Linked DNA regions of Mus musculus: region 2 is linked to region 1. A link is a loop called in an ENCODE intact Hi-C map of the cell type or tissue named here. Cell type or tissue: gastrocnemius. All regions are shown on one strand. Each heading gives the region's core, and the rest is flanking DNA. Links, peaks and the distances in the headings are about the cores only. Region 1 holds the start of Eed (embryonic ectoderm development). Region 2 overlaps Sytl2 (synaptotagmin-like 2).

What was found. A loop is a pair of places that touch in the nucleus more often than their neighbours do. Peaks named below come from ENCODE experiments on the same cell type or tissue, not always from the same donor. Only the 100,000 strongest peaks of a DNase experiment are listed, where the experiment ranks them.
Region 2: it touches region 1 in a loop (2.5-fold over the local background); 9 of 42 quality-filtered maps call a loop at or near these places.

Annotation. Positions count from the first base shown.
Region 1 is chr7:89,973,535-89,988,817 of GRCm38, reverse strand. Eed (embryonic ectoderm development) reads left to right here and starts at 7,842. Exons shown (of 12, transcript NM_021876.3): 1 at 7,842-8,406; 2 at 11,769-11,921. The coding sequence starts at 8,293. RefSeq lists cis regulatory regions at 7,365-7,372, 7,568-7,575, an enhancer at 7,547-7,583 and a promoter at 6,244-8,006. In gastrocnemius, for the core only: a CTCF peak has its summit at 7,449; DNase peaks (open chromatin) are centred at 7,571, 7,822, 8,174 and 8,860; H3K4me3 peaks cover 2,962 bases; H3K27ac peaks cover 2,815 bases.
Region 2 is chr7:90,393,786-90,409,068 of GRCm38, reverse strand. It overlaps Sytl2 (synaptotagmin-like 2), which reads right to left. Exons shown (of 20, transcript NM_001368878.1): 13 at 13,787-13,906; 14 at 12,426-12,595; 15 at 9,783-9,885; 16 at 7,501-7,671; 17 at 5,960-6,038; 18 at 2,059-2,158; 19 at 508-713. Among named protein-coding and RNA genes, the nearest start is that of Ccdc89, 25 kb to the left of the region's middle. In gastrocnemius, for the core only: a CTCF peak has its summit at 7,710 (motif pointing left); no DNase peak of the experiment used is centred there; H3K4me3 peaks cover 661 bases.

The DNA of each region.
Region 1 (15,283 bases), core at 5,334-10,333:
GAGGAAGGAAGGAAGGAAGGAAGGAAGGAAGGAAGGAAGGAAGGAAGGAAGGAAGAGCTTGAGAAAGAAGTGTTTTGTGTTGGTGGAGTGTGAAGTTGGAAGTATAAGTCAGTATGCATGAAATGTGGTAAAGATGGCATTGAAGTGCTTGCTTGGAACTTTCTCAAGTGTCTCCTGGAGCTGTTGATTGTCTTCCTCCACTAATTCCTTTCCTACATTTTTTTCCAGCCCTTCCAGCATCTTGGCCCTAAGGAGATTATGAATCTTATAATCACCTTCTGGTAACCTAGCTGCACTGGGAGCATTACCTGGTACAAGAAGAACAGTGTAAAATGTACCTTTGAATATTCAGGAATTTTATTTCTCTCCTACCCTCCTAAAAAAAATAGCTGGGGACAATAAAAACATGCATGGGGCTAGTATGAGACTCTGTATGGCAAGCTCAAAAAGGGTGTGAGACACTAATGGTGAGGTTAAGCAGTGGTCATAGTCATGATGTATATTAGGTATATTTAAAAATGTTGTAGGAAAACAGTGTGTTCACTGTATGGTTGTCACAATTGCTAGCAAAACTGTAACACGGTTGGGGATGTAGCTCAGTTGATAAAATGCTTCGTGGCATGCAGAAGCCTTCTTAGATTTGATTCCCAGCACCATGTAAACCAGGGATAGTGGTGTATGCCTATAATCCCATGCTCTCAGGAGGGAGAGACCGGATGTAAACCAGGGATAGTGGTGTATGCCTATAATCCCATGCTCTCAGGAGGGAGAGACCGGAAGAGCACAAGTTCCAAGTCATCCTTTACTACATAGCAAGTTATAGACAAGCCTGGATCATATGGCACCCTATGTCAAAAATAAACACACACGCCGGGCATGGTGGCACACGCCTTTAATCCCAGCACTCGGAAGACAGAGGCAGGCAGATTTCTGAGTTCGAGGCCAGCCTGGTCTACAGAGTGAGTTCCAGGACAGCCAGGGCTATACAGAGAAACCCTGTCTCGAAACCCCCCCCACCAAAAAAAACCGAAAATAAATAAATAAATAAACACACCAAAAACCCCATGTTATCAATGTTTTCAACTATGCATGTATCCATGTCTCTGTGAACATATAGAAAGACTAGATAGAAACATCAATTACGGCTATCTCCAGACAGTGGAATTATGGGAGCATTTCTTTCTCTGTGCTATTCTTCTAATTAACAAATTATCCAAAATATACTCCTTACTCTTGTCTTTCCAAACAAATTCTATTTTAAGAACGACCAAAGAACGTTGGGCGTGGTGGCGCACACCTTTAATCCCAGCACTCGGGAGGCAGAGGCAGGCAGATTTCTGAGTTCGAGGCCATCCTGGTCTACAGAGTGAGTTCCAGGACAGCCAGGGCTGCACAGAGAAACCCTGTCTCAAAAAAAAAAAAAAAAAAAAAAAAAAAAAAGAACTCAGACTTAGGGCTGGAGAGATGCTCAGCGGTTAAGAGCACTAACTGCTCTTCCAGAGGTCCTGAGTTCAATTCCCAGCAACCATGGTGGCTCATAACTATCTGTAATGGGATCTGATGCCCTTTTCTAGTGTGTCTGATGACAGCTACAGTGTACTCATTCATATATATAAAACAAATAGATAAATCTTTTAAAAAGAAAAAAGACTCAGACTAAGTAGCCAAACATACCTTAGAACCCTTACTTCAAAACTGGTAGTTGGTGTGCCCTTAGATGCATTACTTAATCGCTGTGTGTCACAATTTCTTCATCTGTCAACAAAAGTATAACAATGTCTATTTATAATGTTTCAGGGATGACTAAAGCACTATTACATATTAAATACTTAGCACATTTTTGCACACTGGAAGTAGGAACACAGAGAAACTATTGCTACTAAGATAAATTACACAAAAAAGAAAAAATAAGTCTTAGATCAAGAAAGGGCATTGTGGTTGGTTTGAATAAGAATGGCTACTGTAGGGCTGGAGAGATGGCTCAGTGGTTACGAACACTGACTGCTCTTCCAGAGGTCCTGAGTTCAAATCCCAGGAACCACATGGTGGCTCACAACCATCTGTAATGAGATCTGATGAACTCTTCTGGAGTGTCTGAAGACCACTGCAGTGTACTTACATGTAATAAATAAATCTTTTTTTAAAAAAATAAAGAATGGCTACTGTAGGTTCACATAATTAAATGTATGGTTGGTTCCCCAGTTAGCAGAAGGATTAGGGAAAGATTAGGTGTGTCACTGAGAGTGGGCTCTGAGTTTTCAAAAGACTCACTCTGTTTCCAGTGTTTTCTCTCTGTCATGTAGTTTTACATCAAGGCATGAGCTTTCAGCTCTTCCTTTGCTCTGCCATCATGGTCTCTAACTTTGAAGCCACAGGTAAATCAAAACTTCCTTTTGTAAATTGCCTCAGTCATGGTGTTCTATCACAGCAAGAGAAAAGTAACTAAGACAGGCATACTTGTTCTGATTGAAAAGATGATGAAAGTCTTCACAATAAAGAGAAAATGTAAACATTCTACGATGGAAGAGGAAGGCTTTTCAGGAGGTGGGAACACTGTTGTGTAGAGGTGAGGCCACCACCGTGCCTCCTGTGTGGTAGAGCTCGAATGGCGCATCCTCTATGAAGGCTGAGGAGATAAGAACAACAGGGCGGGGGTTATCTTAGCTCACGGAAGTTAACTGATGTCCCATGTATTTGTTCTAATCTTTATTCTCAAACAGTTTTTTGTTTTTGTTTTTTGATATAGTCTCTTTATGCAGCCTTAGGTATCCTGGAACTTGACATATGGACTAAGCTGGTTTCAAGCTCACAGAGATCTGCTGGATTCTGTCTCCAGAGTCCTGGTACTTAAAAGGTACAACAGCATGCCTGACCCTCACTTTTAGTAAAATCACAGTGAATATTTTTTTTTGCAATTTGTCTAATCTGAACAAGAACTGAAAAGCCTCACCTGTCCTCTTTGCGATCCCTTAGATCACCGGATAAAACCAAATTTCAGCCAGTTTTAAGTCAAAGACTTAATAGGAGACTATCCAAAGTATGAAATCGTCCCTAGAGACAAGAGAAGAAACAAAGCAATAGAGTAAGGAAGATATAAGCCCTCCTTTTCATAGCTGTACGGATAGTTTAAGACTTGGGGAGTGCCCTAGTTATTTTCTATTGCTAGAATACTAACCTATGACTAAAAGCACCATGAGGAGGAAAGGGTTAATTAGTTTAAATGTTACAGTCCGTCATTAGGGGATGCCAAGGTTGAACCCAAGCAAGGTCTGTGAAAGAAAGTTTCTTACTAACTTGCTCAGCTTGCTTGGTTATACACCCCAGGGCCATCTGCCCAGGGATAGCACCACCCACAACAGGCTGGGCCTTCCCACATCATTCGTTAATTTTAAAAATGCCCTACTGGCATGCCTATAGGCCATTCTGGTGGGGGCATTTTCTCAACTGAGATTCTCAGTCTAAGATATCTCAGTTGACCAAAAACGAAAACAAAACAAAACAAAATCAAAGGGAAAAACAAAGCAACAAAGACTACATTGTGTCAGCAGAGAGCCTTTCAGCAGTAACTGCAGATTTTGGATTTTTCAGTTTCCATAATTGTATGATTCAATTCTTTAAAAACTATGTATGCATACGTGTGAATACACATATAATTCATACATGTCTTATGTGTCTGTATACATAAATACATAGTACATATGTCCATGTATAAATGCTAGTCTTCTTCTATGGGGACACTAATATACATCTCTGTTGTTTGGCATAAGATACGGATAAATGAGGGGAAGAAACCTTACCTCTACTATTTTCCCTGATGTGGTCAGTCGTGTTGTCATTTAGTGTGGACCCTCAAGTTCATGAACTTTGGAGCATTTTACCCAGCATGCTCTCTCTTGCACTTTTAATTTGTGCATTTGGAGGAGCACACTGTATTTCTCACTCACACTTTGAAACAGTCCCTGGATAGAGTGTAGTCTCTCCTCCCTAGCCCCTCTTCTCTTCCAGGTTTCCAAAATGCCTTTCCAGGCTAGAACCCAGGTTGTGGTCTGCTGGCCTGACACAATAGAGGAGGGGGGAGGGAGAGGGAAGAGGGAGGAGGAGGGAGGAGGAGGGGGTAGGAGGGAGGAGGAGGGGGTAGGAGGGAGGAGGAGGGAGGAAGAGGGGGGAGGGAGTGGGGAGGGAGGAGGGAGGAGACTCAGGAAACTCAGGAAACTTGTACAAATGTACAAGGTTCTTCTCTGCCTTAGAGAAACAGTAAACCACTACTGGAGAAGAGGGGAGTCATGGCTTGAGGGACCTCAGATTGTTTTGCAAAATCTATGTAATTTAATCTATGTAATTACCCTTTCACTCCAAAAACTTCCCTGGTGCCTGCCTACTCCAACAAAGACAGCAGTATCTGATCCAGTAGGACAAATCAGACATAATAGAACGACATGGACTCAGGTGGAAAAAGGAGAACCAAGCTTTACAAAGAAATGGAATCCCAGGTGTGCACTGGTTGGGCCAGTGTAAAGTTCCAGCTAACGGCGGTCGCCACCTGTTAGCTGCTGACTGTTAGGGAACAGTGGTCTTCTCATGGCCGATTAACAAACTTTGCAGTAGTGTAAAGATTCAAAGTCTTTTTTTTTTTTAATATTTTAGTTTTTAGAGTTTCTCTGTATAGAACTCACTCTATAGACCAGACTGGCCTTGAACGCACAGTTCACCTCCAGGAAAGATCAAAGGCTTAAAACAATAATATCAAAATTCTTGCACATCCAACATCAAGTCCTAAACACTTTTTTTAGAACCTGGCATTTATTTGAAATATTCTAGGTCCTAAGATAAAGACCTTTGTTTAATTTAGTAGTAATTGTAGTCTTCAAGAAATTAAGCACACATAGACCAGAAAGGACTTTCTCTCAAAAAAGCAATGTATTTAACTTCTTAAAATCAACATTAGGCATAGAGGTGGTTTTATTTTTCAGTGAATAAAAGAGAACTTGGCTATCTAAAGCAAATTATTATAAGTGCTTTTGAAGTTAAGACAACTTTTTCTCTTATCTAATACATGCTTATTACCAGAAAGACAGAGAAGCCGAAAGACAGCCAGCCATGATGGGCATATGGCTCTGTGATGCAGCACCTGCCTGGTGTGTGTAAGAGACTCTGGGTAAGATCTCCAGCCAGGGAGGAGTGGATGAGAAGAGAAGATGAACATATTGGTAGCTTAGTGGGGAGCCATATGGTACTGAGAAAGGGGCAGGCCCCAGAATTAAGCTGTGTGGATTCAGGCCTTGCCATTCCACACGCTAAAGCAGCTTGATGTCTTAGCTTCAGCTTTCTTATCTATAAGTGAAATGATAGTATAAAAAATGAAAGATTAAATTAGATAAATTGTGTAACGGACCTTCAGTGAATGTGACCTCTGGACTCAACTTTCTGGGCCCTTTTAGTCCTAGCATCTTCAAACAGGGATTGTGCTGGTTTTGATACAGTTGAAAGGAACACCTTCCATCTCAAAGTCACCGTGGACAAAAATGTGTTTTCCTTCTTCTTCTTCTTCTTCTTCTTCTTCTTCTTCTTCTTCTTCTTCTTCTTCTTTTTTTCTTACTGCATAGGAGGAGATTTCTGATAAAATCTTATTCATAGAGTTCACCCTGGTGATGTGGGCACAGGTGAGCTGGTGGGCTGATCAACTCAGCTACCTCCCAGGCCCAGATCCAGGACTTTGAATTGGCCCACCCCAATGTCTAGCCCAACTATGATTGGCTGGAATGCATGAAAGGGCTGGTCCTACAGATCCAAAGCTGAGGATCTCCAAGGCAACAACAGGATATCAGAGAGGAGCATCCAGTATTGATAGTGTAGCAGAAGCCAGAAGACTTCTCATTGCAACGGACACCTGCAAGATGTGTGGACAAGGGTATACTGTGTGACACCCTGTGACACACTACAGCTTCCACGATGAGAGGTGTTTTGGGTTTTTTTTTTTATTCTATCTTATTTTCTTTTGGGGAGGAGGTTGCAAGGGTGGAGGGCAGATACAAAGATGAATGGGACTGGAGTGCATGGTGTAAAATTCACAAAGAATCAATAAAAAGTTGATTTAAAATCTTAATCATAAAATTAATAATTGTAAAGCAAAGTAAACCTTTGTTTCAAATTTCAAAGTTTTATCTCCCAGCAACTTTTCCAGAAAAGATAAACATTTAAACTTTTTCACCTAAATTGTCTCATTTAGCTTACATAAACTTCCTCTGAAAGACTAAGACACTGGAGGGCGAAAGGAAAATACTTTTTATTATTAAGTGGGTGCCCAGCAAATGTCTTGTCTGTTTCTACCTCTTCATTTCACAAATGACAAATGACAATATAGAAACAATTCTGTCCTATAATTTCTACCTCTTCATTTCACAAATGACAAATGACAATATAGAAACAATTCTGTCCTATAATTGAGGAGAGGAAGTTCTTCATTCAGACATTCCCATGGCTTAACAATACACCCACCAAATCCACAAGGCTCACAAATTTATTATTTGTCTGTCAAGATTGTACCTGAGGGGACAAGTGAGCTGGCTCAGTGGTTAAGGCTGGCTACAGGCTGGCTACAGGCTGGCTACAGACTGGCTACAGGCTGGCTCGCAAACGTTAGTGACTCCAGTCCCAGGGATCCAACATCCTCTGACTTTGTGTACCAGTACAGACATGTGGGGCACAGACATACACACACTCATACACACATTTTTTTTAATCTAAAAATGAAAAATTAAAGAGTTTTTAATGATACGGGCAAATTTAGTTACCTTTCCCTATATTAAAAAATTGCCTTTTACCTAAGTCTCACAAACTCATGCAGTTGCTCACAGTGACTTATAGGTCTTGTCAGTTTCCTAGAGCCTCAGCTTTCAACAGCTAAAACGAACACTTAAGACTATGAATTATGACAATTCAGAACCATGTAATTTTTATTTATTTATTTTTGGAAAGAGGGTCTATAACGAAGCCCAGGCTGTCCTGGAACTCCTCGTGTAGACCAAACCAGTGTGTAGCTCTAACACACTGCAATCGACCTGCCTCTGACACCCTAGTGCTGGAATAAAAGGCATGCCCCCATACTCTGTCCGATCCATACAATTAAAAAAATTTTTTTTCAAACAGGTTTTTAGTAAATAGCCTTGATTGGCTCGGAACTTGCTATGTCGACCAGGATGATCTAAAGATTGAGGCGAGCAGGCAGTACTTCCGTTGTTGCCCTTCCGATGTTGGATTACTAGAATGTATCATGCATCACAAGGTATTTTTACTTAAGTCTAAATATGTAATTTAAAATACAGGCTTACTTAAGCCAATAGTGGCACCAACCGGTTGAATATAACCAATCATTGTAATAAGTATTTATTAGATAAAATATCTGCCCAGAACGGAGGCGTGTCCGTAGGCACTGATTTGGTACCGTTTTGAAATCCTCCCCGAAGCTTCAGAAACCGGTGGAAAGACTACCTGGTTCAGCAGACAGAACCGAGGGGAGGAGGGGCCAGGAGGCGGCCTGTCGTCTCCGTAACCCAGCGCGAGAATACGCCTCAGCGCATGCGCACCTGCAGGTGGGACCCGTCCATGTGCCCGATGGGGGAGGCGAGCAGGGAACAGCCTATAGATTTTGAATCTCTCCCTTCAAAAAAAGAATCTAGGCTGTGAGAAGTTCCGTAAACACTAACTCGAAGTTGTTCTCCCGAGCTCCGCATCAGGGACCGTAGACACAGACCCCCTAAAACAAGAGGTGACTTCTCTTTCCTCCCCCCTCCCTCGGGAGCAGTGGTGGGCCGATCCAGGCCACAGACTTTCGTTCGTTTGCAGCGGGTCGGAGATCGAAGGATTGAGCCAATTGCGGATGAAACGTCTTGGCCAGGAAGGGGGTGAGGGAGCAGCCCTTTGAGTTCCGCCTCGTCTCTAGGCGCTGGTGGGGAAGGGGGACGTAGGAAACCCCTGCCCTCTGAGCCAGCAGATCCGACGCCTCGGTGCAAAGTGTCGAGAGGGCGGCGGGAAAACCGCCCGCCCGGACCAAGGGACGGGAAGCAGCCGGGAAGCCGTGCGGGAGGGCGCGCGCGTGCGCGCCCCTTTTTCAGCAGTGTGGCGGGGTCGCACGCACGCCCGCCTCGGCGGCTGGGCGCGATTTGCGACAGTGGGGGGGGCGGCGGCGGTGGCGGCGCCGGCAGCTTTGCGGCAGGCTCGGGCCGGGCGTGCTTGACGGCGGTGTGGCGGAGGCCCCGCCCGAGGCGGCAAGAACCTGGAGGGAGGCGGAGGAACATGTCCGAGAGGGAAGTGTCGACTGCGCCGGCGGGAACAGACATGCCCGCGGCCAAGAAGCAGAAGTTGAGCAGCGACGAGAACAGCAACCCGGACCTCTCGGGAGACGAAAATGTGAGTGCAGCCCCGCCTGTCCCGGGACTGTGGAGTAGAAGTTTCAGGTTCTTTGGTAACTGCGGTCGGGGCCGGCGGGCGGGCGGCCGTGGGGGGAGGGAAAGGTGTCACCCGCGCTCAGGAGAACGCAGGCGTGCGGGGAAGTCCGGTTTGGCTGGGGCTTTCGAGCTGGGACTGCGGCAGATAGCAAGCAGAAAGTTGTCGAGGAGCGGATTAAAGGTCCCAAAGGGTCTGCGAGGTCCGCTCAGATCGTCCCTGCGTGGGAGACGGAGTTTGTGCCTTTGGGGGCTTGACGCTGATTGCGAATCTGAGATTGTACTTACTGGTTTAAAAGGCATGCTCGAGGTAAGAGGTTCAGTTTTCCCCAGGAAAGTTGGTACGAAGGGTCCTCGTAAGGATCCGAGGGGCTGTGTCACTGTAGAGCACTACGGGATCTTCAGGATGGAAAGTATAGATCTCTGGCTTGGGTTTACGTGACCGTGCGGTTATGTATGCCCCTTTCCATGGAAGTGCGGTGTGCCTTCGTGTCGACTTTTTTGTGGAAGGAGTAGAATCGAGAAGATCGTAGAGGGGGAGCCACCTTTGATTAAGGCAAAGGAGGGAACAGTTTGAAAGTTTTTGCTTAATGTAAAGGGATTGGAAGATTTCAGGCCACCGTGGTAAATTCTGTACTTGAGCCAAGTGTGAAGATTAAGGGAAGTCGGTGCTTAGAGAAATGCCGCCCCGTAAAAAAAAAAAAAAAAAAAAAAAAAAAAAAAAAATACTATGCAAGCGTTGTAAAGAGTACTAGACACGTGTTCTAATAATTAGATACTTATATTCTGATAGGGTAGCGTAGAGGCTTTGGCCTTTCGTATAATGATTACTTAGACTTTAATGAAAATGTCAAATTTATAATGAGGAAATTGTCAGGGAAAAAATTTAAGTGAAAGCTCATTTTATCTTTCCAAACTCCTAAGGTACATTTTTTGATGCTTTCTAAATTTATCCATAGTTGAATGATTGAGTTAGCTTTTGCTTCGGTCCCTTCAAAGAGGGACAAGACTTAACGTTTTGGTATGTGTGTTTTTGACACATTATTGAACCCTTTGGGGTCCTCTCAGAAAAAGGGATTTTTTGTTTGTTTGTTTGAGTTAGAATCTCCCTGTTCAACATAGACTCTCCCCATGCTGCCCTCACACCTGTTACCTTCCGTGCTTTAACCCTCTCAGTACCTAGAAGACATTTATGCACCACCATATCCTGCAGAATACTGTGGATGTATAGATGAAGCACATAAGATTACAAACCAGACCAAGTATAAAACTTTAAAATATATTTAATTTTCTTAAAGGGACAGAGGCATAAAAGCTCATTTGTAAAGCACATGCCTGACATCATTGGAGGGACAGGTTCTTTCCTCACCAAAGGGTGTGTGTGTGTGTGTGTGTGTGTGTGTGTGTGTTGGGGGGGGGGTGTTGTATTTTATTTTTTAAGTTTTGCAACAGGATCTCACTTTGTACTCTTTGTTGGCCTGGAATCCAGAGATCAGCATGTCCTGCCCACTAAGTGTTGTAGCAAAGGTTCGAGGCACAACACCTGGTTTCCCATCTAGAAGGAGTAATGGAACCATTGAGGGAGGTGATAGGGCTGATTTTTACCACCTGCACCAATTGTAATATGAGATGGGATTTTTAACTGGAAAATCCAAAATCGGAACTTTTTGCATAGAAGAACAATCGACAGGTGAGGAGAAACAGATAATCTGTGGTTTTCCTTTTTTTTAAATCGGGATCTTGTACTTCCCGTGCTGGCTAAGGTCTGCCTTTGCCTCCTGGGAATCAGATGCCTGGATGAAAATGATTTCAATTTAAGAGGCCAGTTTAGATTGTAACAATTAAAACTTCCACTAAAAGCTAATTGTACATTTACATCAAATTGCAATTCAATCACTTGTAGGTCACCTGCTTTATGTCAAGTACTTCATTCCTTGGTTCTTGGTTGGTTTTTTAAAAAGACATTTATTTTAGACCAATGTGAAGTTTGAAAAATCTTAAGAACTAATGTTTTTAAATGAATTAGTGGTTTTTAAATACCTTTTGACACTTCTATTTATTTTGTACCTTTTGTAATGTAATACAAAACCAACTTTAGGGAGCAGTAACTTAGACCACAAAAGCCGTGGGCTTCACTCTAACGACTGTTGGATACACTCAGACAAAATGGTTCGTCTGGAATGGATTTAGGGACTACTACTACCTAGTGATATATGGAAGTATCAGGGTGATACTTGGAAATTTTTGTATTCCAAAGAAGACTTAAGTATGGGTTCTGAACTGAAGATAAGAAGTCAGAAGACTTCTCAGTATTTCCTGCAGCTATATCTGTTTGGGCAGATTATTATAGTGTACAGAGTTCAGATCTCTGCACAGAGTAGAAATACATTTCATGGTAGGATTCAGACTATGAGGTGAATTGCATTTACATATAGTGTAGACCACGGAGAGCTTATTTAAAATGCTAAATGGTTTATGTTATAAATAAGTAGTCTTTGCATAACAGATGCTTTTCAAAACTACACCTAATATAGGAAGTAATAACACTCTCGCCCCAAATGGCCAACCTGAGTAGCAGTCAAATAAATTATGAAGATGTGTAGTAGGTCAGTCAGATTTATTGAATTATGTTAGTGAAATATTGAATCTTAGCAACTGTTTACCAGCAGGAGAGCAGTTAGTTTCCCCAGCATTTTCTTGTGGACAAGTGGCATTCCTACAGAGCTGTGTAGGAGTGAGTGAGGCTTTGTATTGGTGTCCCTGGTGTAGACCAGTGTCTTATTTAAAGCCCAGATTTGCCTATATCTTCCACTTCTCTGCAGTCTAAGTTTTCCACTAGTATTCTAATGTATAACTGGATTTTATGTCCCCACCTGCAGCCAGGAGTACAAGTCTCACTTTTTGCACACTTTTAATTAAGTCATCTTTTTAAAGATTTATTTATTTTATGTATATGAGTACACTGTAGCTGTACAGGTGGTTGTGAGCCTTCATATGTTGTTGGGAATTGAATTTTTTTGTAGGACCTCTGCTCCCTCCAGTCAACCCTGATTGCTCAATCTCTGCTCAATCCGGTCCAAAGATTTATTTATTATAAATAAGTACACTGTAGCTGTCTTCAGACACACCAGAAGAGGGTGTCATCTCATTAAGGATGGTTGTGAGCCACGATGTAGTTTTGGGATTTGAACTCAGGACCTTCAGAAGAACAATCAGTGCTCTTACTCGCGGAGCAATCTCAGCCATCTTTTTAATAGTGAAGTCCCTTGCTTTTAAATACTGTGTACATCTGTTTGATGAAGCTCCTAATTTATTTACTGCTCACAGGACGATGCTGTCAGTATTGAGAGTGGCACAAACACAGAACGCCCGGACACGCCCACAAATACGCCAAATGCACCAGGAAGGAAAAGCTGGGGAAAGGGAAAATGGAAGTCAAAGAAATGCAAATATTCTTTCAAATGTGTGAACAGCCTCAAGGTATGTGCTGGAAGCTCTAGACTTCAGACTTCTCTCAGGGCATATGGGATACCCTTAGGTCTAAACTATTTTAAAACTACTGTTTTAAAGGGGTTTCTGTTTGTTTAAGTTGACTATTCTAATCTGTCACACAGTTAATCAAGTGAGCTTTGTTTATCCTTGTTCTTTACTTTGAATGTATAATAGTGAGTATTGTAGGCTGTTCTTGACTTATTTGTTGATCCAAATAAAGGACTTTAAGAAATGTTACTCTTTATATTTCAGTAAACTATAACCAAAGCCACTTCTGACATCAGTTACTAAAAAAGAACTGAGTGTGATCTGTTAACTGGTCCCTAGCAAATGCCAACACATCTTAATTTTTAGTTTTAAAGATATTCTAAACTTTTGCTTATAATTACCTTTTAACAAAACAATGTGACATTTTTTAAACTTCTGGGTTTTGGGTCCATCCACATGGCTCAGTGGATAAGGGTGTTTTTGCTGCCAAGTCTGACAACCTAACTTTAATCCTTGGAACCCAGATGGTGGGTGGTTCAAGAGAATTGATTCCTGAAGTCATTCTCTGATTGCCACGTGCCTGGTAAGCCGGCCTTTACACACACACACACACAATTTTTTAATTTATTTGTATTTTATGGACATTGCTATTTTGCCTGCACACATATGTCTGTGTGAGGGGGTTCCTGCAGGTAGGTGTTAGATTGGGAAGCAAGCTGCACAAAGAGATGAGAGTGAACATTTGGTACAAACTGACTTGGTTATCTTGGATCGGGGAAACCTAACACCAGGTGGTTTTATTGTAGGCATATCAAACAGAATTTGGAAGAGGGTCTCCAGGTAGCAATAATTCCCATACTCATTTCAGTTCCAGGCACACAGTAAAGGTTAAGGTATGGCTACGTAGAAACTCTTTCACAAAGTATATGTGACCTTGGGGGTGGGTTCTACAGCTAAAAGTCCTAGAATCTAGTGTGGTCTCTGACAGCATAGATGTTAGCAGGCCTTAAAGTACATGTGACATCCACGAGGGATGGGTGAATGTTAAGGGAGGAAAGAGCCTAATCACAGTAGGGAGCTAGGGTGAGGTCTGTCCCTACTGAGTACAGTATAACAGGAAGGTCACCAGGTCTTTAACAACCCCCACTTCTCAGCTTTCTGGGTGGAATGCAGGTATTTGATTTTATCTCCTCCATTGGAGAGACACACCTGCATAATTAACATTCTGTGTCCTCTATTGTGTGGTTGCTGGGAATTGAACCCAGGTCCTCTGGAAGAGCAGACTTTGCTCTTAACTACTGAGCCATCTTTCCTTCCCCAAATCAATGTGTTTTCTGTTTTTTTGAGACAGGGTTTTTCTGTGTAGCACTGTTGATACAAACCAGACTTGAACATACAGAGATCTCCCTGCCTCTGCCTCCTGGGTGCTGGGATTAAAAGGCAGGGGATGGTTTTGGTTTTTGTTTTGTTTTTTTTTAAGATGGGGGTGGGCTGGTTTTGTTTTGTTTTTTTAAGATGGGGGTCTCCCTAACAGACCACTATAGGTAAGGACTTTTTATTTTAAATGGTTTATATATACATTTACTGTTTTTCTAAATTTTATGGGCATTTTTCCCTTGAAAATATATGTATATTTATATATTATGTTTATTATATGTTTATAATATATATTCTCTCCTACAGATGTAAGTTTAACTTTGTGCGAGAAAAACATTGAGTGGGAATGAATATTTAGAATATACAAATAATTTAAAAAATTACCCTCTCCAAAAAAAAAAACTCCGTCCAAATCTAGTCAATAAACAGGCAATAAAATGAATACACATTTCAAAAGATAAAGTAGGACCATCCAGATGACTCAGTGGGTAAAGGCCCTGGCCACATAAGCTTGGACACCTAACATCATCCCCCTAACCCACATTAAAAAAACAGCGTCATGGGCTGGAGAGATGGCTCAGTGGTTAAGAGCACTGACTGCTCTTCCGAAGGTCCTGAGTTCAAATCCCAGCAACTACATGGTGGCTCACAAGCATCCGTAATGAGATCTAATGCCCTCTTTTGGAGTGTCTGAAGACAGCTACAGTGCATTTACACGTAATAAATAAATAAATCTTAAATAACTTTATGTTATCCTCTGACCTCTGGAGTCTATTTTCCCTCCCCCTTCACCCACACACATGCACAATAATAATGAATTTTTATAAAAACCACGAGTACTGTTGGTGAATAGATAGATGAAAATGTTCACCATCTTTAGCAACCAAGGATATGGGAATCAAAATAATACAGATTCTGCCTCTCCCCTGTCAGAGTAGTTATTGTTTTTCACTGCAGTGAGGACAGCTGTATACTCCTGGTGGGGATGTAAAATAGTACAGCCACACTGGACGTCAGTGTATGGAGTCTTAGAAACTACAAGTAAAGCTACCATATGATCTTGCCACTCTATGTCTACATATCATAGAGAAACCTCTTTCCACATTTGTCATAAATATTCACAATAATCAAGTACCACGTCAGGTCAGCTTGGGTGCCCATCAACAGCTGAGTGAAGAAATGTAGATACAGAGAGACATGTGATTCAGCCATGCAGGATGTAGCTTTAGAAGGGAAGAAGGGAACCAAGGACAATAAAGGGTAATACCTAACTAAATTCAGTTAAAAGTTCATGATATACAGAAAAAAAAAGTCATAAAGCTCACTGCTTCTACTACAAATATGTACTAAAGTACCTTAAAAATGAAATTGGAAACCTTTTCTCAATATAATTTTAGGTAAACTCTTAGCAAAGCATAAGAAACTGGCCTTTTCTGGTCTGGAGCAAACTTTTAGTGCTCACCATGGTTAACTGTGCCCTGTAAGAGGTGTAAACGAAGTTCCATTATAGTTTGTTGATATAAAAACTTACTTATATTAACTTAGCAGTTTTATATACTGTCTCTAGAGGATGTTTTTATTGATGTATGTAATTGTGTGTGTGGGCGTGTCTTCCATAGGGGTATGTGCATGCGATGGAGGAGGGTTGGGTTCCCCTGGGACTGTGCCAGGCTGTTGTGAGTCCCCCTTGCCCCCAATAAACACAGGGTGCCAGAGCTGGAGTAGGGTCCTGAGTTACCTCTTACTATAAAAGACACTTTTAAGTGTCTTTTAAATAGTTCCAAAGTCTGAAGCCCTGGATTTTCAAGAGATAAGAAAATAAAAGCTAGAAGACATTAAAAGTAGAAGCAAGAACTTTAAAGTGAATTTAGAAGTCAGTGTTGAATACCAGGAGATTGCAATAAAGCCCTAAATCTGAACTGCAACTTAGAAAACTGCTGGCGACTGCGTAGTCTAAGCTCTGCTTGGAGAGCGAGCACTAAAGA
Region 2 (15,283 bases), core at 5,636-10,635, 420 kb before region 1:
TATTACTGTTTTGTTTTGGAGTATTGGGTTTTTTGTACAATTACTAACTGCCTTCTGGAACCGTGAAACAAAAGTCATAGAGGAAATAAAACAGCTAACCCACTGATGAAATGATAGTCTCTGTGATTGGTCAGAGCAGACTTATTTATTCACCTATCTCCTTAAATGTCGGCATCACCTGTCTTCTTGGGCATACCTGATGTCATTGTTTAACTTTCTCAATTAGTACAATCAAAGAAATGCATGTTCATTGGCTTGGATATGCTACATAATACTCACCAGGTAAGGATATTTGATCACAAAGTCAGAACTCTCAAGCTCTGATTTTGGAACCTGCCAACAGTACCTTAGGTTCTGAAAGGACGGACTCTGGACTCTTCAGACCCTCTTATCCAAGAACCCTTGGACCCCTGATGACCTTTCACTCAATGGTTTTATTACAATTACAACTTTAGCATTTTCTGGAGAGTTAGGCTCATAGAGAATTAAACCTGTAACAAAAGTTACCTGTTCCAAAGCCGATCCGGAGACCTCCCAGAAACTGGTTGGTTAGTTTATAATGGTCCCAGACTGTGAGTTCTACACAGGCTTCCATCAGATCTTCAGGCCTGAACCCATCATACACCATGGTATGGTTGAAGACGGGGTTGGTGGTTTTCCCTACAGCTCTTGTCTTCTGGCGACTTTTTCTACTGGTATCTGGAAGGATGGTACTATAAAAAGAGAAAGTGATGTGACGGCATCTTAGTTAAGAAAGGGAACATGTATGCTGTCAGTGCCCCTCAGCACAGCTATCAGACAGGCAATGGAAGAAGAGAGCACAAAAGCCAAGTGTGTGGCTCACATCTACAATTCCAGCATCCATCTGGCTGAGGTAGGAAGATTGAAGTGAGATAGCTGTTAGTGGAATGCTTTGACAGAGCATGAGGACCTGAGTTCTAGCACCAGAATCTATACCAAAAGCTGAGCAGGGTAGTATGAACGTTTAATCCCAGTGCTGGGAATTAAATAAAAACAGAACAATTCCTGAGTCTCTGTAGCCATGCAGAATGGCCTAATTGGTAAGAGCCAGGCCAGTGGGAGACACAGTCTCAAAAAAGTGGATTCCATTCCTGAGAACAACACACACACACACACACACACACACACACACCAGAGAGAGAGAGAGAGAGAGAGAGAGAGAGAGAGAGAGAGAGAGACACAGAGAGAGAGAGAGAGACAGAGACAGAGAGACAGAGAGACAGAGAGACAGAGACAGAGAGAACCAAAACAAAACCCTGGCAAGCAGAACATAGGAAACAGGAGAAATCCTCCCTTGTTCCCTAAGAAGCCAAACAGAAAGACATCCAGCAATAACATTTTGTTAGGCTATTGTGCTGGCTAGTCTTATGTCAACTTGACACAAACTAGAGTCATCTGAAAGGAGGGACCCTTAATTGAGAAACTAGCTCCATAAGATCCAGCTGTAAGTCGTTTTCTTAGTTAGTGATTGATGAGAGAGGGCCCTGCCCATTGTAGATGGGGCCATCAGAGGTCTGTGGTCCTGGGTTGTATAAGAAAGTAGACTGAGCAAGCCATGGGGAGCAAGTCAGTAAGCAGCACCGCTCTGTGGCTTCTGCATCAGCTCCTGACTCTAGATTCCTGCCCTACTTGAGTTCCTGTCCTGACTTTCTGTGATGAACAGTGATGGGAATGTGTAAGGCAAACAAACCTTTTCTCTCCAACTTGATTTTTGGTCATGGTGTTTTGTTACAGCAACAGAAACCCAAAGTAATACAGCTATTTTGTAGTAAGAATTGTCCTCAGCAACAGAGGTATCCCAGAAGACTTTATGTGTGAGTTTCAAATATCTAGCTTCATTTGTAGACACAATCTCTTAGGTTTGATTTTAAAACCAAATAAAACTTTAGGAGCTGATGCCATAGATGCTTATAGTTTGATGTGTCTAATAATCTGTAAGTGATGGGTGTTGACATCACTGACACAGAGAATTGACACCAGCCAGCAAAGACAAGGCTACAGGAGAGCTAAGGAAAGTGGAGTCATGAATGTTCTTACCATTTAACAAAAGAATTTAGGTGGCTGCCCCTCAACAGTGGGAGGTCAAGGCATTCCTTCACCCAGATGTGGACTTCTCCAGTTGTAGGAAGCTTTTTGCCTGTAGTTAAACAAGGAAAGCAAAATGTGCTGTCATTTCTTTTTGGAAAGATGTAACCTTGCATATGGGATAGTACAAGGAAACAAGCTAAGGCTCAATGGCATTAAGCTGGTTCAGCTGATGGACATTCAGCTGTGTGCTTCTTAGTCTGAAGGTCCTGACGTCAGCTAGCAAAGAACTCAAGAAGGTGGGCTCCAGAAAATCGAATAACCCCATTAAAAAAATGGGATTCAGAGCTGAACAAAGAATTCTCACCTGAGGAATACCGAATGGCAGAGAAGCACCTGAAAAAATGTTCAACATCCTTAATCATCAGGGAAATGCAAATCAAAACAACCCTGAGATTCCACCTCACACCAGTCAGAATGGCTAAGATCAAAAATTCAGGTGACAGCAGATGCTGGCGAGGATGTGGAGAAAGAGGAACACTCCTCCATTGCTGGTGGGATTGCAAGCTTGTACAACCACTCTGGAAATCAGTCTGGCGGTTCCTCAGAAAATTGGACATAGTACTACTGGAGGATCCCGCAATACCTCTCCTGGGCATATATCCAGAAGATGTCCCAACTGGTAAGAAGGACACATGCTCCACTATGTTCATAGCAGCCTTATTTATAATAGCCAGAAGATGGAAAGAACCCAGATGCCCCTCAACAGAGGAATGGATACAGAAAATGTGGTACATCTACACAATGGAATACTACTCAGCTATTAAAAAGAATGAATTTATGAAATTCCTAGGCAAATAGATGGACCTGGAGGGCATCATCCTGAGTGAGGTAACCCAATCACAAAGGAACTCACACAATATGTACTCACTGATAAGTGGATATTAGCCCAGAAACTTAGGATACACAAGATATAAGGTACAATTTGCTAAACGCATGAAACTCAAAAAGAACGAAGACCAAAGTGTGGACACTTTGCCCCTTCCTAGGAATGGGAACAAAACACCCATGGAAGGAGTGAGTTACAGAGACAAAATTTGGAGCTGTGACGAAAGGATGAACCATCTAGTGATTGCCATATCCAGGGATCTATCCCATAATCAGCTTCCAAATGCTGACACCATTGCATACACTAGCAAGATTTTGCTGTAAGGACCCAGATATAGCTGTCTCTTGTGAGACTATGCCGGGGCCTAACAAAAACAGAAGTGGATGCTCATAGTCAGCTATTGGGTGGGTCACAGGGCCCCCAATGGAAGAGCTAGAGAAAGTACCCAAGGAGCTAAAGGGAACTGCAACCCTATATGTGGAACAACAATATGAACTAACCAGTACCCCGGAGCTCTTGTCTCTAGCTGCATATGTATCAAAAGATGGCCTAGTCAGCCATCACTGGAAAGAGAGGCCCTTTGGACTTGCAAACTTTATATGCCCCAGTACAGGGGAACGCCAGGGCCAAAAAGGGGGAGTGGGTGGGTAGGGGGTTGGGGGGGTGGGTATGGGGGACTTTTGGTATAGCATTGGAAATGTAAACGAGGAAAATACCTAAAAAAAAAAAAAGACAAGTGAAAAAAAATTAGGAGCGATTACCAACAGCTAGGTGCTCTGAGAGAGAGGGTTGCTTTTTTTTTAAGGATGCGCCTCTGGTCTGCTATAGGTGAGGTTGGGGATAGGGGAGGACACAAAATTGTCTTGGTGAGTAAAGGTAACTCTGGTGGAGTTGGGAGGGAGGCAAATATAATCTGAATGCACTGCATAAAATTCAAAGAACTAATAAAAATGAGAAAAACAATGCTGGACAGTGGCAACATTCATAATGCTTCCAAGAACAGGGCATTAGTCTTTCTGGGGTTTCACTTGGTTCAGCAATGTAAGACATCAGGGGTATGGATCATCTGTTTACAACTATATTCAAAACGTACCAAGACAATGCACAACCCCTTCAAATACCATTGCCAGTGTGAACTGGTAAACTGGAAGACATTTTAAAGGCAGATTTGAGTGTAAAGTAACCAAAACTGGATGCTGGCTTTTTTTTCAATAGCCCCTTCTCCAACATGTTAAATATTCTTACATATATAATAAGGTTATTGAATATATAAATATAATTGTTAGTATCATAGATAATTACTAAGAAGTTGGCTTAGTCTGAAGTTGCTGCTAGACTGCTTGCATATAAACAGAGGAACACTATTAGATTTTTCTGGGTGGTTTAGTCTAGTCAACTAAACCATACTCATTATTCTACAGCTACATCTATGAAGTACTCGTGTGTGTGTGTGTGTGTGTGTGTGTGTGCGTGCAGATACACACATACATATACATACAATAAATATGATAAATAATTTATACCCCTTGGAAATTTATGTGGCTTAGCAGGAGAAATCAATTTAAACAAAATTAATGCAAATAAAAGGACAAAAATGAAATGTGGTATGAAATGTCAAGCTATTATTGCAATGCTTTACAATGTTGTCCTTAATGAGAACTAGCTGAGTCAGGACAGGCGGTGTGGAGCTGAGACTCTGCCTGAGACTTAGGTAGGTCGAGGAAGGGGAGGAAAACGTAGAGAGAAGACCTACAGAGTAAAATGCAGACAAGGGGAAGAACATTGCAACACGTAATTCCCTCAGCCCTCACCACCAAGTCAGTGAGGAAAATTAGAAATGGCCCTTCTGTAGAGATTGACCTCAAGCGACAGGTTACAAAGTCATATGCAAAAAAGACCCAGCAGTTATAGACTAATGGTTGGGCCTCAATGTAACTTAAAAATATATTTTGCCCTTCCTCTTCCTCCTCTTCTTTTTCCTTCTTCTTCTCCTCCGTGTCTTCTTCTTTTCATCTTCTTCCTCCTCTTCTCTTCTTCTTCCTCCTCTTCTTTTTTCTTTTAAGTGTAAAATGTCCTTCTTTTTCTTTTCTTCTTTCTTTTCATCTTCTTCCTCCTCTTCCTCCTTTCTTCTTTAAGTGTAGCACATCCTTTTCTATCTCAGCCTGTGCCTGCACCAGCCATTGTTCCTTTCCTCAGCAGCTTTATGTATGGCTTAGTTATTGAACACATGAATTACACAGCTCCAGACTTAACTACATTTCTACAGCTTTAAGGACAATCTACCTGGGAAATTAGTTGTTGGCAGGATCTGGCATTCATTTCCTGCCAGTTTTTTGAACTTGTTGAACCGGCTGAAGACCTAAGGCCCCAGTGCCCAGGCTGTAATCGGTAATCAAGACAGAAGGCTTTATCTCCTAATGAGACTAAGAAGAGAAGATCAATGTGCTCCAATTTCCTAGGCACTTTCTATGAACCCTTTGAGCTCACATTTGGGAAAGGAATCCTTGAGTTTCTCCCCTATCACAGCTCTGTCAATAGGCCTGGACGCTCACTACAGCAAAGCCTGTTCGCATGGTACAAACACCAAGATTTTCAGGAACCAAGGAGAAATCAAAACAAGGACTTTGTACAGGGCTGGAAAAGACAGAACAAAGAATTTCCTCATAGAAGTGGGAAATAAATTGGTATTTCCTACACTCTGGAAGATGGCAAAGGGGAGCTGCTGTTTAAAGGGTATAATGCTGTTTAACGGGGCGATGGCAAAGCTGTGGCAATCTGCTCCACAGCAAGCTCCTGTCACTGAGCTAAATGGTGAAGACGATAAGGGTTATGTATTTCGTACCGTAAGAGAAATAATGAGATTTTTCTCGTTTACAACTTTGAGTTGATTCCTTTGGTCTATATAATTATTAACTTAATATGTGTGCTCAGCGATCCATTTTTGAAAACAGAACAGAACCCAAGTTATCTGGAGAGCAAGAGGTAAGCAGAGGGTTTGGATGTGAAGACAAAGTCATTGCATACCAGGGCTTGGTTCCGGAACATACTGGAGAGCTAGTTTCATTTCACCTCTGTTTTCTGTCTCGAGGGCAACTGGTGCTGTCTGAAAACAAACAAACAAACAAACAAACAAAAACAAACAAACAAAAACAAAAAACCAAAGGAATGTTAGCAGCTGTAAAGAACAGATGTTTTTCTATCCTGTTAGTGAACACTGAGTCACAGGGCCATATCTGTCCCATTTCTGAGACTATGGATCACTTGTTTGCTCTAAATTTAGTTTTCCCTCTGCATCCAAGCTACATAATTATTTTTATAACTAAGAAAAAATGTTGCCGTTGGGCAGTAAAACCATGCCAGGAAGCTTGGTAAGGCAGAGCAGGTTGAGACCCAGAGACTCGGTGGGCACACACCTGAGACTCAGGTGGCCCTGCCAGATCCCTGGCCTGGAACATGTGCCACACTCCTCACACAAGGAAATGTGACCTGAAGTCACACAGGCCCAGAACAGAGTTCTCCATGCTACTGAGCTACCTAGAGTCCCAGAGGTCTTAGCCAATAAGCTTTCCTTCCTAGACATTCCTCCCTGCAAAAGGTATTTAACCTCAGGTCCACCCTGAGAAATGGGTACGGTATAGTTATGCATCCATTTTCCACCATGAGCAGCTAATAAATTGATATGGTTAAACAAAGACTGTCGCTTTCATCAAGACCTGCCATGAGGAACCTGGGGACAGCCTTTGTCCACGGACCTGCAGCACAACTCTCCCACCGAAGGCCCATCTATATTTCCAGATTAACTCTGCCAAGCTAAGGACAATCACCCCGGGACAAGTCAGAGCTTCCCCTTCCGTTAGCCCCGGGCTAGACACTGTTCCCAGCCTGTGGGACCCCGACTCTGATCTTGGCTCTTCTGAGACTCCCAGCAGTGCCTGGATGTCCAAGAGCCAGAGAACCCCCGTCTTGGCCCCAGCTTTATCACAGGCCCAGGGACCCCCAAGCCAGCTGTAGCTTTCCCACATCTCAGACTTTGCTTCCCCACCCCTGAGCGGTGTCTCAGAGCATCCCTGAAGCCCAGCAAGCACAGTCAAACTCCACGAGTTCCACCTCCCAAGCGGCCCGGCCGTCCCCTGAGGAGTAAGCCCATAATGATAGCAATTGGGGGCTAAACTGTGAAGACCATGAGTCTGAGGCTACCTTAGGCTAATGGGCAAGTTTCAAATAAGCATGGGCTATGTAACAAGACCCTGTAACTAAACAAAACAAGGCACAGTCTTCTCAAGGGACAATCTCACCATATGCTAGGCTCAAAGTCTATCTCAGATTTCAAAGGATTGGAACATTTAAATGACCTTCTTGAAGACTGAAGTCAGACATTTGCATGGAATGATGTAAGGTTCTTCACATAATTTTTAAACCTCTTTCTTTACCAAATGCACAACGTAAGTTCTATCTTAGCTTCAAATGGTCCCACTTTCCACACCGGCACTGCAAAGTAAGTGCTACCGGGCTCTTCCCTGTACACCAGATCGCTCCCCCACACAAAGAAGGGAATCTGAACCCACCTTCCTCTTCAGTGGGTACCACTTCAGCTGTTTGTTCTGTTTGCTGTCCCAATCCCACGTTTCCAGGTCGAGCTCCACCTCCCCCAGAAAGCTGTTGCGCTTAAATGTATCCCGATGCCAAACGGACAGGTTCAACTTCTGCGTCTTTAAGAATTGCCTTTCAATTTTATACTGCAGTGAAGAGAAGAAAATGAAAACGATGACTAGCGCCACCTTATGCCAAAGTTATGACACCGAGATGAAAGCTCATCTGTGTGGACCCAAAGTGCCTCATCTGTTTGGTTTCCGGTCTCAAAAGGCTGGCCTGGCCAAGGCATCTTACTCCATGGGTCTAATTTCAGAGAGCTAAAGCCCAATCTTTCACGAACTCGGATGCTTTCCCCTCTGCTGGAAAAGGCAAACCGTGGCTCAAATATCATAGCTGGAAAGAGCTTTCTAAAAACAAACGTCAGCTATTCAACCGTTGTTGGATGCTTTTACATGAGATAGAGCTTTTTGTTTGTTTGTTTGTTTGTTTTTGTTTTTTTGTTTTTGTTTGTTTTTTTGTTTTTTGAGACAGGATTTCTCTGTGTAATCCTGGCTGTCCTGGAACTCACTCTGTAGACCAGGCTGGCCTCGAACTCAGAAATCTGCCTGCCTCTGCCTCCCAAGTGCTGGGATTAAAGGCATATACCACCACCAATCAGGTTCCATCTAAAAATACAATTCAAATCATTCTAGTTCTGTTTTTTTCACCTAAGGACAAGGTCTTTTTTTTTTTTTTTTTTCTGTTTCTGTTTCTTTTCTTTATTTTATTTTATTTTATTTTATTTTATTTTATTTTATTTTATTTTATTTTTGAGAGAAGGTCTCATTTAAGGCCCCCTGCACAAACTTGCTATGGAGCTGAGGATAACACCACATTTCCCTTACCCCCTCTCCATGTTCTCAGATTATAGGTGTGCACTACCAGGCCCAGCTAGACTTCATTATTTAAAACAGCTTTGGGTTCACAGAAACTTAAACATGAGGTACAGCCCCCATATACCCTCTGCCCTGAAAACAGACCTCTCACATTATCAGATCAAAAATAATAACAACAACAACAACAACAACAACAATAATAATAATAATAATAATAATAATAATAATAATAATAATAAAGTAAATTTGATTTTTCCAGCTTCACATGGTTAGGTAGAAAAGATTTGGTGTCCTAACAGTTTCTCATCTCAAACTAAGTCACTCCTTGATTATATATAATCATGGAAGGAATAATAGTACTTCCAATCTAAAAATAATCTCCATTTGGCTTTGTGACATATTACTTGAAGGTCCATTTTGGCTATATCGGACCTACCATTCCCTGAATTTACTATTTAAATTAGCTGGCTTTTTCTGAGTATAGGGTTGAAGCAGCTGACCCAGAAATAGCTAGGGTCCTGGGATATGTCACAGTCAAACGGTAATTACAAACTTGCTGCATGAATCCACAGATGGCTACCTCAGCCACGGACGACTGGCACCATCACTTAACTGCTTCTTCCCTTTGTCCTGGAGGATTATCAAATACTTGTAGTTTTCCAAAACAGAGAATGAACAACACCTCTTATTTAACTGATTTGTCAATAGTAACAGATGTCACATGACATCCCATGTTGGGAGACAAAGAACGTATGTGAGCAAGGCAACTTTCCGCTTACAGCCCACCTGTCCATCTTTCCAATAAACATTCCTGTGCTGCTCCCTACACTAAACACTGCGCTGTGGGTCAGTATGTGTTAAATGTCTAATGTGGGGCATTAACTCATTAATGTCTAGTCTGCGGTTTGTAAAAGGGGTATATATGGAAATTACCATTTGCCTCATTTCTGAGATCTGAGGCGCCAGAGTGTTATACAGTCTATACGAACCATAGAATTCGTCCTTACCCTTATGGAAGTTAACCCTTACTGTCAAGGTTAACGGACTAAATGTTGACACAGGCCATCATAAGACTAGGGAGTCAGTTGTCATTAGAGGAATTATGGTTGCTGTGGTAGAAGTATTTAAGAGTAGCTTAAGGTACAGTTAAGAAAGGATTAGGAAGAAGACCATTCCAGCCTGAAGGAACAGAAAATGTGAGAATGTGAAGAAGAAGAACTTCTGCTGAATTTTAGAAAGGAACACACTGTGACTGGAAAAAAGAAAATGGCGGTTGAGGCTGGGGTGCTGACATTTTCAGTACTGACACCATCCAAGCAGACGTGACTATTTCCCCAGGTCATCACAAAGCTTTGTCTGTGGACAGAATTTAGAAATACCCGCAATATCTCGTTGTATACAGGATTCAAGGTCTTCTTCACTACGAGTGTCTTCTTCTTGCCCATTTTGCCTTTGTCTGGTAGCAGATAGGTCTTTACATACCTAAAAGAGAAACATGGAGAGATGTGAAAGTCAGAGAAGACAAAAGTGATATGTTCACATCTACCTTTTATAACACATAGAAAATTAGGAGCAGAAATTATCCTGTGGTGTCAATAAAAACAGTAAAAAAGAAATGTTTCTGTCCACACCTTTATATTTTTAAATGTTTAAGTGGATTAAGAGATCTTAGTAGAATGAATGATTTAATGAAGCCACCCCCTAGAAGCCACAAGTTATTAAGTGAAAAAAAAAATCTTACTGCCAGATGTGGATTATCTAAATTGTTGGTCAGAGGGGTCTCAGAGCTGCACCTCTGAATAACATGGGCTGCTGACATTGGTCTTGGTTGGCCACTAGAGCTATGTACTAAGACCTAACTGCCTAAATACACCACCCACGTTGGTGGCAGGGCAGAGAGGAACAAAGCTGAAACTGACCTGGAAATTTACTTCACTGGCTAGCTTTCACAGTATTGCAAGGTGCTCCATATAAGCTACCAGGAGAGAAAAGTAATCAGCGAGCTTACCCGTGTACCCTGCATGCTATAATACTGACAAGCCAGACAAGCTCACTAATGCAGCAGTAACATAGATGTCATAGGGTAACCAACCACTTTCTGATTGGAGTTGAGGTCTGTTTCATAGGTCATAACTCATACCTGGGTAAACTTGCTCAAAATTTTATGGTGGTATTCCTGGGGGTACCTACCACTGTTATTTTGCTAAATGAACATATTATCAAACTGCCTTCTAAATGTTTGTGTTTATAGCCATACATCAGTGCTTCCCTTAGCCTTGGTCAGAGGAGCTTCCTTTCGCAGTGGGACGTTTTTTAGTGCAGAGATTCATAACTGGTCAAAATGCTGAGAACAAGACCTTTGCGTGTCTATCCCTAAATGGGTCACCTCTATCAATCTCCTTAACCCCCAAGTTCAGGCAACACTGGAGGAAGAGGGGCAGAAAGAATATAAGAGATGGAGGATGAAGAAGAGTGCTGCTAAGCACTTTTCTGGACATGACACGGGATAACCCTCATGAGCTCACGGCAGCTGTGGGTACCTATACAAGATGGAAAACATCAACATTCCAGGAGGCGTATGGGAAGGAAACATGAGGCCCTACCCCTAGTTGAGGAGCTATTGGCAATTAATGGTTGATGGGGAAGGAGGAGTTATTTTTCTTCAAGGGTGCAGCCATGATAAAATTACCAATATTCAACTACCCATGATGCAATAACCAAGCCATATTTAAAATCTCATGAGCAACCCTAATTAAGCTCGTGTTTTGTTTTGTTTTGTTTTGTTTTGTTTTGTTTTGTTTTTATAGAAATACTTGTGATTGGGAAGATAACTCATTGGGATAAAGAAAGGTTCCATAGGAATGAAAAAGGGACAAGAGACAGGGATGGGGGAGGAGAGAATAAGATCGAAATGTACTATATATACACATGTATGAAATTGTCAAAGGATAAATAAAAATTATTTTTAGAAAGAAGAAATGGGGTTGGAGAAATGGCTCAGTGGTTCAGAGTGCTTTCACTGTCTCAGAGGATCTGGGCTGGTTCCCAGTACCAACATGCAGCTCACAACCATGTTCAACTTGAGTTATAGTGGCTCTGTTTTTTCTCCTGATTTCTGTTGGCACCAGGCTCTCATTTGGTTCAGACACATACAATGCAAGCAAAGCACTCATAAATTAAAAGTAAAATTACATGTCTAAAAATATAAAAAGGGAATGTTTCAGCATTTGATGTATATAAGCACCTTTTAACTTTTAGGGGGTTATATTTAGAATGGATATGATTGTCTACTCTACTCTGTAATAAAACAGTGCATTGCTCTTTGAAATCAAATAAGAACAAAAGCCAACCGGGAATAACCCAGAGAAACGGTCACAAATCAGACTTCTTCAAAGGCCAACCTTCAAACAAACTGAAATGTACTCACTCACGTGATTTAAAAGATGAATTAGCAGCTCTTCCTAACGTTCCCATGCCAGACTTAACTGAATTTATTATTCATTTGTTTTGAGACACCAGAAGCTTACTTCTAACTTACCATCCTCCAGCTGGGGTTACAGATGTGTGTCACTACACTTGGCTGTGTAGGGCATAATTTAAATATGGGAACTACTTTATTATTAAGTCTTAAGTGTTTTCACAACAATGAACATTATGAAGTCTGTCCCTTAGGTCTCTAATTTTAGAAAAAGTTTGAAAGTCTGCCAGGAGGAGCAGGGGTCTGATTTTATTCTGGATTTTGCTGCCTCTGAATCCATCTTTATGGTGTACTTGTCTCTAATCTTTGTCTCAAGCAATGCCTCCAAAGTCCCCAAACTGAAGTATTTAGCGCTTCTCTGTATCTTTTTTATAATCGAATGTTTGGCATATGGGTTTATAAAAAGTAACCAACTTTTCAAAGACCCCTGTAAACACAAGCACACACAGACCCTGTCATTGATGGCTTTGATTTCTTGAATCCCTACCAGATTGACTGAAGACTAAGAAAAAAAATGGGCGAGTCTTCCCAGGTCTGTACTTACGGATCTGAGCGCTGTTTCTTAACATCTGCTGCTGCTAAATCCTTACACTGGGCCACAAACACATGCAGCTCTTTCAGGGACTCCACGTAGTCGAGTGCAAACTGCACGCTTCCTTTCACTTCTAGGTTGCCAAAGTCTCCACTGTAAACGCTCATCACACTGCCACTCGCCTGGGTGCATCAGAAATAGGCAGTGTTTATGTCGCATTCCTGACACCCCAGTGCAAGTGGCTCGCACACAGTCTCTGCTTGGCATTATGCTTCCAGCTTGCATGTAAAACCAGCTAATTTGATATGGCAGAAGGCAATACCAACACAGGTGATCTGACATGATACAGATGCCTGGGCTTTAACTGTTGCTAAGTGACAGATAATAGTGCAACACAAAGTTATTTAGGTGCGAGTTCATCTCAAAACGGTGGTTTTACACTAGGTGGCATTCTCTGTTAGCCATGCTTAGTGTTTAAAATGCCAAAGGAAAAAGGATGCGAGAAACTCCAGGCACAAATCACAGTGACACATCGCTTAAAATTCCATGACACTACAAAGGAATTTTACCCTGTTCCTTATCCTCTGAATCTAGAGAAATGCTTGCTGAGCCTTGCGCTTTCAGAGTTCAGGAAGGGTAGACTATCTATGATTGATGAAGGGAACTTAGAGCCTTCCCAAGGCATACATAGATTATCAGGGAGGTGGAAATCAATTTAAATAGATTTTTTAAAAGGGCTTCAGAAATACAAGGCTAGTAAGAATTTAAGCATGGCGCCATTTGTCTAGTATACCTAGTGAGCTGTATGAATGTGTATGGATAGTAGAAAACTATTTAAAGAAATGCATGCCAATGGCATTTCACATGTGTATTTCTATATGGACACCACATGAGCTGCCTTAATTTATGGGAGAAGTTCCGTATAATCACATTCACTTTACTTTGGGAGCTTTCCATTTAAAAGCTTGTTCTGGATCCTCCCAGAAGGCAATGGAATGCCATCCCATTCCTCACAAGACTTGATCTAAAGACAGGTACAACTGTGTGTCGACAAGTTGTATATAAAGTCATGTCCGAGATAAGCAGGTTCTGTAATAGCTACTCTTGTTTGTTAAAAAAAAAAAAAAAAAAGAATGGTTCATATTGTTGCCATTTTTAAAGCACATCAAAAACTTTTTTTTAAATTATAATGTACATTAAACCCTTCATTCTATGAGAATTGGAATATATAGCTAGCTGGAAGGTAATTAGAAATTAAAGAAAAACGACATTTTAGAGCTAAGACAAAAGGCTACTTTCCAGTGAGCAAGGGCATAGAAGAGCAAAGTTTAGAGCAGCAGAGAGAGATTAAGATGGAGCCTTTGTTTACATACAGAGGACAAGGACGTCATGCCAGAGGAGCTGCTAAGATTGGTTAATGAGCTGGGGCTCTTCTTGTATCTCCTGAGCTGGTAGCTGCTCTCTGATGCTGTGTCTGTTTCTCTGTCATCGCTCTACAAGACATCACATCACATATGCAGTGTTTATATTTGGAATGAGTCAAGGTCAGAATATTTTAAGTTTGGAATGAGTCAACGTCAGAATCTATGTCCAGGCGAGGATGGTATCTTATTACACACTGGTCTGTGACATTTCCCAAAGGCAATGGATGCTAGGGGCTAATTGCTGGGGATTCTGGATGGAGTGGTGGTCTGCAGTGAACTTCACCTAAGAGAGCAGTGTGCTAAGAGGATGGCAAAGTGATCTTTTACCACTGTGTGACCCCCAGGACCTATGGAAAACAGCGCCACTGTGAGCTTTCTTGTAGCTCTTTCAATATATTTACATTCCCTAGAGAAGGTATATATATATATATATATATATATATATATATATATATATATATATATATATATGTGCATATGATATATATTATATATATCATAAAACATCTATGAAATCCAAAGTATAAAATACCATGCTTAAGTCTTTTCATTCTTAATATTTTAGCTTTAGCTTTCTTAAAAATCAAAATCTTTTGCCAAAGATACCATTAAACTAGGAATAATAAGAGCTAATCTGACGAGTTTCAATTCCATTTTATATTTTTAAGTGTAAAGCCCCACTTATGTAACCTATAGTGTTGTTGTATTCATCCATTTGTTGCTGAAGTCTTTTAAATTATTCATTCACTAACTTTCAACATATGGCTTTAAAACTTAAAAAGCATAGGATACTAATTTTAAATACATCCCAAGGAACATCTACTCAGAACAAGGAGGGAAAACAGCAGTGAGGAATTCAATTGCATTTATAGTTAAAGCTTGTGGAAAGTTGTCTTATAAGGTTCATCATCCATAACAATTTTACTTGGGGAATGCAGGGCTTATGGAGCTGCACAATGGCTCCAGGGCTGTGGAAGAGTAGTTAGTTCATGCCAGCATATTCCAGGATCATGCGATTACACACCAACATCATAGATGTCAATTATAATGCAGATTAATGAAGGAGTTAAAGAAAAAAAATTAATGACTTACATGGAAGAGAAAAGAATCTTGTTTCAAGGACTTTTTTTTTAAATCCATACCTTTTAAATATCTCTGATGTTACGTTCCCTTCCCACACACTAAACAATCCATTCCCCTCTCAGAACACATTATATCTTCTACTGGTATACTAGATCATTAATAAGTTATGGGGAAGGGCCTGGTGCAGCATTTTTCACATAGCTAGCACTCAGGGGCAGCTGATAGAGGGGCAAGGGCTGATTTCACCAGTGCATCCTCTGCAGGTCAAGCCTCCGCGCTCAGAAAGGTAAAGTGATACCATTTCATTCCGACACCTCTGATGCACAAAGCCAAATGTCCCATTAAGGGCTGAGCCAGCAGGTT